Linked DNA regions of Homo sapiens: region 2 is linked to region 1. A link is a contact called in ENCODE Hi-C or POLR2A ChIA-PET data. All regions are on one chromosome and are shown on one strand. The core of a region is the stretch at or near the end of the contact, and the rest is flanking DNA. Distances in the headings are between cores, read along the strand shown.

Evidence for each region. A loop is a pair of places that touch in the nucleus more often than their neighbours do. ChIA-PET counts read pairs that join two places held with the same protein, here RNA polymerase II (POLR2A). Pooled maps may share reads with other maps.
Region 2: a loop to region 1 is called in a pooled map, with 2.1 times the contacts of the local background. The contact joins two enhancer-like sites. A Hi-C loop is called at or near these places in 1 of 50 pooled maps. POLR2A ChIA-PET finds 5 or more read pairs at or near these places in 2 of 52 experiments (A549 and activated naive CD8-positive, alpha-beta T cell).

What each region holds. Positions count from the first base shown.
Region 1 is chr20:49,800,621-49,803,594 of GRCh38, forward strand. No RefSeq gene overlaps it. Among named protein-coding and RNA genes, the nearest start is that of SLC9A8, 11 kb to the right of the region's middle. RefSeq lists an enhancer at 2,321-2,450. Within about 2 kb of position 1,396, at least 4 of the 41 ENCODE cell types and tissues checked have a DNase peak (open chromatin) inside an H3K27ac peak, as active enhancers do.
Region 2 is chr20:50,045,698-50,048,917 of GRCh38, forward strand. No RefSeq gene overlaps it. Among named protein-coding and RNA genes, the nearest start is that of TRERNA1, 5.7 kb to the left of the region's middle. Within about 2 kb of position 1,459, at least 26 of the 41 ENCODE cell types and tissues checked have a DNase peak (open chromatin) inside an H3K27ac peak, as active enhancers do.

The DNA of each region.
Region 1 (2,974 bases), core at 146-2,645:
AGTCCTGTGTGATAAGCACTATTATTAATTCAATTTTATAGATGGGGAAACTGAGGCAGAGAGCAGTTAAGTGATTTACCCAAGATCACACAAGGTGGCCAAGCTGGAATTCAGAAACAAGTAATCTGGCTTCAAGGCCCATGACGTTAACCACTATACTACATTGCTAAGGCAGAGCAGAGACCCCTCCCAAGTTAATACCCATAGATATGAGTCATCCTTTTTAGTGCCTGCACTTATTCTTCTATTACTAGATAATTGGGCTTTTTCTAGTTTCCCCCTACTAGGAAATAGAGAGAAACTTCCCTTTTGGGCTTTAAATTAGACAAGAAAATATGCGGTTAGATGTCACCACAACTTGTACTTCTTTTTTTTTTTTTTTTTTTTGAGACAGGGCTCGCTCTGTCACCCAGGCTGGAGTGCAGTGGTGCGATCACAGCTCACTGCAGCTTTGACCTCCCAGGCTCAATCTATTCTCCCGCCTCAATCTATTCTCCCACTTCAGCCTTCTGAGTAGTTGGGACTACAAGTGCACACCACCGTGCCTGACTATTTATTTCTCTTTTCTGTAGACATGGGGTCTCACTGTGTTGCCCAGGCTAACAACTGGTATTTCTAACCCAGGAGAAGCAACGAAGGGCTCAGCCCTACTTTGAAGCAATCGCCCCATTATGCACATATATATTGACTGGGGGAGGTTATTTTATTTAAGAAACATCCATGAAGTACTTATGTGCCAGACAGACATGGCTTCAAGAACTTCTGAATAGGCTGGGCACGGTGGCTCACGCCTGTAATCCCAACACTTTGGGAGGCCGAGGCGGGCGGATCACGAGGTCAGGAATTCGAGACCAGCCTGGCCAACATGGTGAAACCCCGTCTCTACTAAAAATACAAAAACTTAGCTGGGCGTGGTGGTGGGCGCCTGTAATTCCAGCTACTTGGGAGGCTGAGGCAGGAGAATTGCTTGAACCCAGGAGGCAGAGGTTGCAGTGCAGTGATCCGAGGTCACGCCATTGCACTCCAGCCTGGGCAACAAGAGTGAAACTCTGTCTTAAAAAAAGAAAAAAAGAAAAAAGAACTTCTGAATATTAGCTCACTTCACCCAAAAATAATACTCTGAAATACATACCAGGGAAACTGAGGCACAAGGGGGTTAACTTGCCCAACATGACAGAGGCAGTAAGTGGCAGTGCTGAGATCTGAACCCCGGAAGCTTGGCTCCAGTGTCTGGGTTCTTAACTCCCAATCAGCCTCTCTGTCTACCCCTTGGCCCAAGAGAGCTGGCCCGCCCTGGGGTACTCAAAGCAAACCCACTTTCAGCTGAGGACTGACGGCAGCAAGGTGAATATATCTATTTTTCCTTTTAAGTGATACTCATGTATTAGCTCACAGTTCTGTAGGTCCTAAGCTCATGCAGGCTCTGCTGTGTTATACGTTCAGGGCATCACATGGCTGAAGCAGAGATGTCAGCTCACTGGAGTCCTCATCTGGAGGCTATGGGAGGAATTGGACTCTTTTCAGATTGTTGGCAGAATTCAGTTCCTTGCAGCTGTAGAACTGAAGCCCCCATTTCCTTACTTGCGATTCTCTCTGCAACTAGAAGCTTCCTGCATTCCTTGTCCTGTGGCCCCTTCTTTTTTTTGAGACAGAGTCTCGCTCTGTTGCCCAGGCTGGAGTGCAGTGGCGTGATCTCGGCTCACTGCAAGCTCCGCCTCCCGGGTTCATGCCATTCTCCTGCCTCAGCCTCCCGAGTAGCTGGGACTACAGGCGCCCGCCACCATGCCCAGCTAATTTTTTTTTTTTTGTAGTAGAGACGGGGTTTCACCATGTTAGCCAGAATGGTCTTGATCTCCTGACCGCGTGAGCCACCCATCTCGGCCTCCCAAAGTGCTGGGATTACAGGCATGAGCCACCGCGCCCAGCCTATATCTTTTTATTTATGGCAAATATTTTAACTGTCCCACAGATTTGTCTTGAATAAGAAGCAAAGAGACGGGAAAACCCCTTAGAAACAGGTGTGTAATGGGACTTTTCTTTTGTTTCAGTTTTGGTTAAGGGCTTCGTGCTGAGGTACTGTGGCTCTCTCTAGAGACAGCTGAATGTCTGCTGAGTTAGAAAAGGGGAGACTTCCCCAAACCGTCTATGAACCCTTAGCCCATCACCTGTGTTGAGGGTGTACCGGGAAGACTTGAGGATTACTGAGGGGAAAATAGAGGTTATGGAGAAAGTTTCCCCTTCATTGAAAATGCCTGGGCAGGGTGCGGTGGCTCACGCCTGTAATCCCAGAACTTTGGGAGACCGAGGCGGGTGGATCACCTGAGATTAGGAGTTCGTGACCAGCCTGGCCAACGTGGTGAAACCCCATCTCTACTAAAAATACAAAAAATTAGCTGGGCGTGGTGGTAGGCGCATGTAATGCCAGCCACTTGGGAGGCTGAGGCAAGGAGAACCCAGGAGGCAGAGATTGCGGTGAGCCAAGATCGCGCCATTGCACTCCAGCCTGGGCAACAAGAGTGAAACTCCATCTCAAAAAAAAAAAAAAGTTTGCAAAAATAAAAAAATAAAAAATAAATAAAGGGCCGGGGACAGTGGCTCACTCCTATAATCTCAGCACTTTGGGAGACACGGGCTGGCAGATCCCGTGAGCCAAAGAGTTCAAGACCAGCCTGAACAACATGGCGAAAACCCGCCTCTACAAAAAAATACAAAAATTAGCCAGGCACAGTGGTTGTGCCTGTAGTCTCAGCTACTTGGGAGGCTGAGGTGGAGGATCACCTGAGCCCAGGAGGTTGAGGCCAAAGTGAGCAGTGATTGTGCCACTGTATGCCAGCCTGGGTAACAGAGTGAGACCCTGTCTCAAAAATAAAATAAAATAAATAAAAATTAGAAGAAGAAATAATTGAAAATTCTGAAAAACATAAAATAAAAAAGGCAGTTTCCTTGGAGTTTTCTGTGCTACTGTGGACATAGC
Region 2 (3,220 bases), core at 209-2,708, 250 kb after region 1:
ATCTAAAACAGGACCTAGAATAATTTAGGCACTAAATAAATGAAAGGCAATGAATAAATGAATGCATTCTGATTTTGAATCTAATGAGTCTTTGTTTTTTAATAGACCCATTTAACTCATTTACATTTATTGTTTAAATGGATATGTTTGGTATTGTGTGATTCTGTATTGTGTTTTCTGTTAATTGACTGATTGAATGAATAGATGAATGAATGAGTGAGTGAAGCAAAGTAAATTTCAGGTTGCTGGGGTGGGCTGAAGATTGGAGCTTTCCTGGGCTATCCAGGGTGAAAAGAGCAATGGCATTGACCCTAGACCCCTCACTTTTGCAATTATTTATTCCACAGCCCTTGATCCCCCAGATGAAGGATCTGTCCATTCTTCTCATCTCCAGCCTCTCCAATGTAACCTTCATCCTGTCCCTCCCAAACCACCTCCCCACACAGGGAGCATCAGGCTTATGATTCTGGGTTGTAAGTTAGATTCTCATTCCCATGCCTGCTCCCCCATTAACTGGTGGTGTGGCCTTGATTTACCTGAGTCTTCATTTCCTCACTTGTAAAATGGGATCATAGTATTTGCTTCCTACTATGACTGTTGAAAGGATTACATGGAACAACTTGGGTCAAAGGGCTTAGCACAGTGCCTGGCTTAGAGAAAGCACTCAGCAAGCTAAGATTTCATTATTATTGTTGTTGTACCTCAGTTTCCTTCCATTGTAAATGAAGCTGATTTTCACTTCCTTTCAGGCACCTTAGGATCCCTAGCCTCAAAATCTGGAGCTGGGGAATCTGTCCAACCCACCTTCTCACTGTGTTCTCTACCCTCAGCTCCCAGAGAGGGAATTTCTGGGGACTCTAGGGGATCCTCAGAGGCCTGACCTGCCACCAGGAGGTGGGGAGAGAAGACAGCACAAAAAATGTGAAAGCTTCTTCAGGGACTGGGTGTGGTGGCTCACACCTGTAATCCCAGCACTTTGGGAGGCCAGGGCAGGAGGATTACCTGAGGATAGGAATTTGGGACCAGCCTGGGCAACATAGTGAGACCCCATCTTTACAAAAAGCTAAAAAAAAAAAAAAAGAGCTTCTTCATGCCATCTCTGTGGCCACATCAGCATTATCCCCACACACAGATGAGGAAACTGGGACTGCACTCGCTCATTTAATTCCACAGACACACCCCCCTGAGCACCTACTGTGTGCCAAACTGTGCCAGGCCACAGGGCAGGCAGACCAGGCCTCTCTCCCCCAGGGCTCATGGCCCATCAGGGAAGACAGGAAATAGCAAGTCAGCCCGGGAGGATTTAAATCAAGCGCCTTGCCCAGCCCTTCAAAGCCTCCTAGAGAATTTTCCAGCATCCCTGCCTGGTGGGCGGCCCTGCTCCCTTGCTCCCTTTTCTCAAAAGAGAAAGCCCGAGGCCAGAGAGGGGCGTTCCCAGCCTGGCTGGAGTCACAGCTTCCGAGGGGTGGTGACAGTCTTCCTGCCTTTGCCCCAGCTGGTGTCCCTGCCGGGAATACTCTTCTCCTGGTGGGCTGCCAGCAGATCCTGCCCAGTGCTGGGACACTGCCGGGCGTCACTTCCTCTGGGACCTTCCTGGCTGAGAGGGCAAGGCGCTGACACTCTTGCTCAGCGCCAGAGGGTTTCCTCTTTCATAATGAGTTTCCTACTCACTAGGAAGGTCTGCGTCCCTTGAGACTCTGAGCTTCACGAGGGGCACAGGCTTTGCCATCTTCCTGGCACCTCTCACCTGCCCAAGCAAGATGGGAACGAGGCGCTGCTGGGTCCCTTTCTCAGGAAGACGCCCCTACCTCCGCTCCAGGCGTGGATGGCACTGAAGGCCTCTCCCTGCATCTTCTCCTGCTTCAATTCTGCACTTGGTTTATGGAGTTATTTCTTTTGATTTTTCTTAAGACCTTAAGTGCTTTTTTTTTTATTCTTCTTGCCCAGGCTGCAGTGCAGTGGCATGATCTCAACTCACTGCAATCTCTGCCGCCTGGTTTCAAGTGATTCTCCTGCCTCAGCCCCCCAAGTAGCTGGGATTACAGGCACCCGCCACCACACCCAGCTAATTTTTGTAGTTTTAGTAGAGACGGGGTTTCACCATGTTGGCCAGGCTGGTCTCGAACTCCTGACCTCAGGTGATCCAGCCGCCTTGGCCTCCCAAAGTGCTAGGATTACAGGCATGAGCCACCGCACTCGGCCAAGTACTTTATTTTTTTAATTTAAATTTTTGTAAAGACAGGGTCTTGCTATGTTGCCCAGGCTGATCTCAAACTCCTGGCCTCAAGCAATCTTCCCACTTCAGCCTCCCAAAGCACTGGGATTACAGCCATGAGCCACTGTGCCCAGCCTGTGGGGTCATTTCGTTGTCTAACTCCCTTTCTAGAATGTTGTCTCTGTGAGGACAGGACTTTTGTCTGTTTGGGGCACCACTGTGTCCCCAGTGCCTAGCATGGTGCTTGGCACATAGGTGCTTAATAACTATCTGTGGAAGGAAGGGAAGAAGAGAGGGAGAGAGGAAGAAAAGAAGAAGAGGAGGGAGGGAGAAAGAAGAAGGGAAGGAGACAGGGAAGGGGAGGTTGCCATTTATTTGTCCAGTTTTTCATTTGTTCATTCCACAAATACTTATTGAGCACCAATTGTGTGCTAGTTCTGGGGAGAGAATGGTGCCAGACACAGACACGATCCTGCCGGCAAGGCACTGACTTTCTGGTTAGTGAGAACCAGTCAGGTTCAGTGGCGGAAAGTGTGGGGAGGCAAGGTAAGGTGGGCGAGGGGCTGCAGACAGCATGTCGGGGGCACCTGGGCCAGGCTGCTGGCAGGAGGGCTCAGCTGGCAGGGACAGGCCCCGGCTCCCCCTACCCCCAGCTGGCAGATGCACAGGGCTGTGGTAGCTGTGGGCAGCCCGGTTGCCAAATGCCACCACAGCTGCGTCACTGAGAGCTGGGAGGGCCCCAAGGCTGAGGGGGCTGGGAGGGGCCCCCACACCCAGGCTGGCTCCAGCCCCGAAGCAGATAGAACTGGTCAAAGGCCTGCCCCGTGCCCACTGTTCCCCACTCTATGTGATGTGGCTACATGGCTACTTCCTGTTCTGGACCATTTTCAATTTGCAAAAAAAAAATGGTGCAAAAAATGTGTTAAAAATAAAATGAAAAAGAAAGAAATGGTACTTGAGCCTCTGTACATGTTCCTACCTCCAAGAGAGAAGTTAACCGTGGCA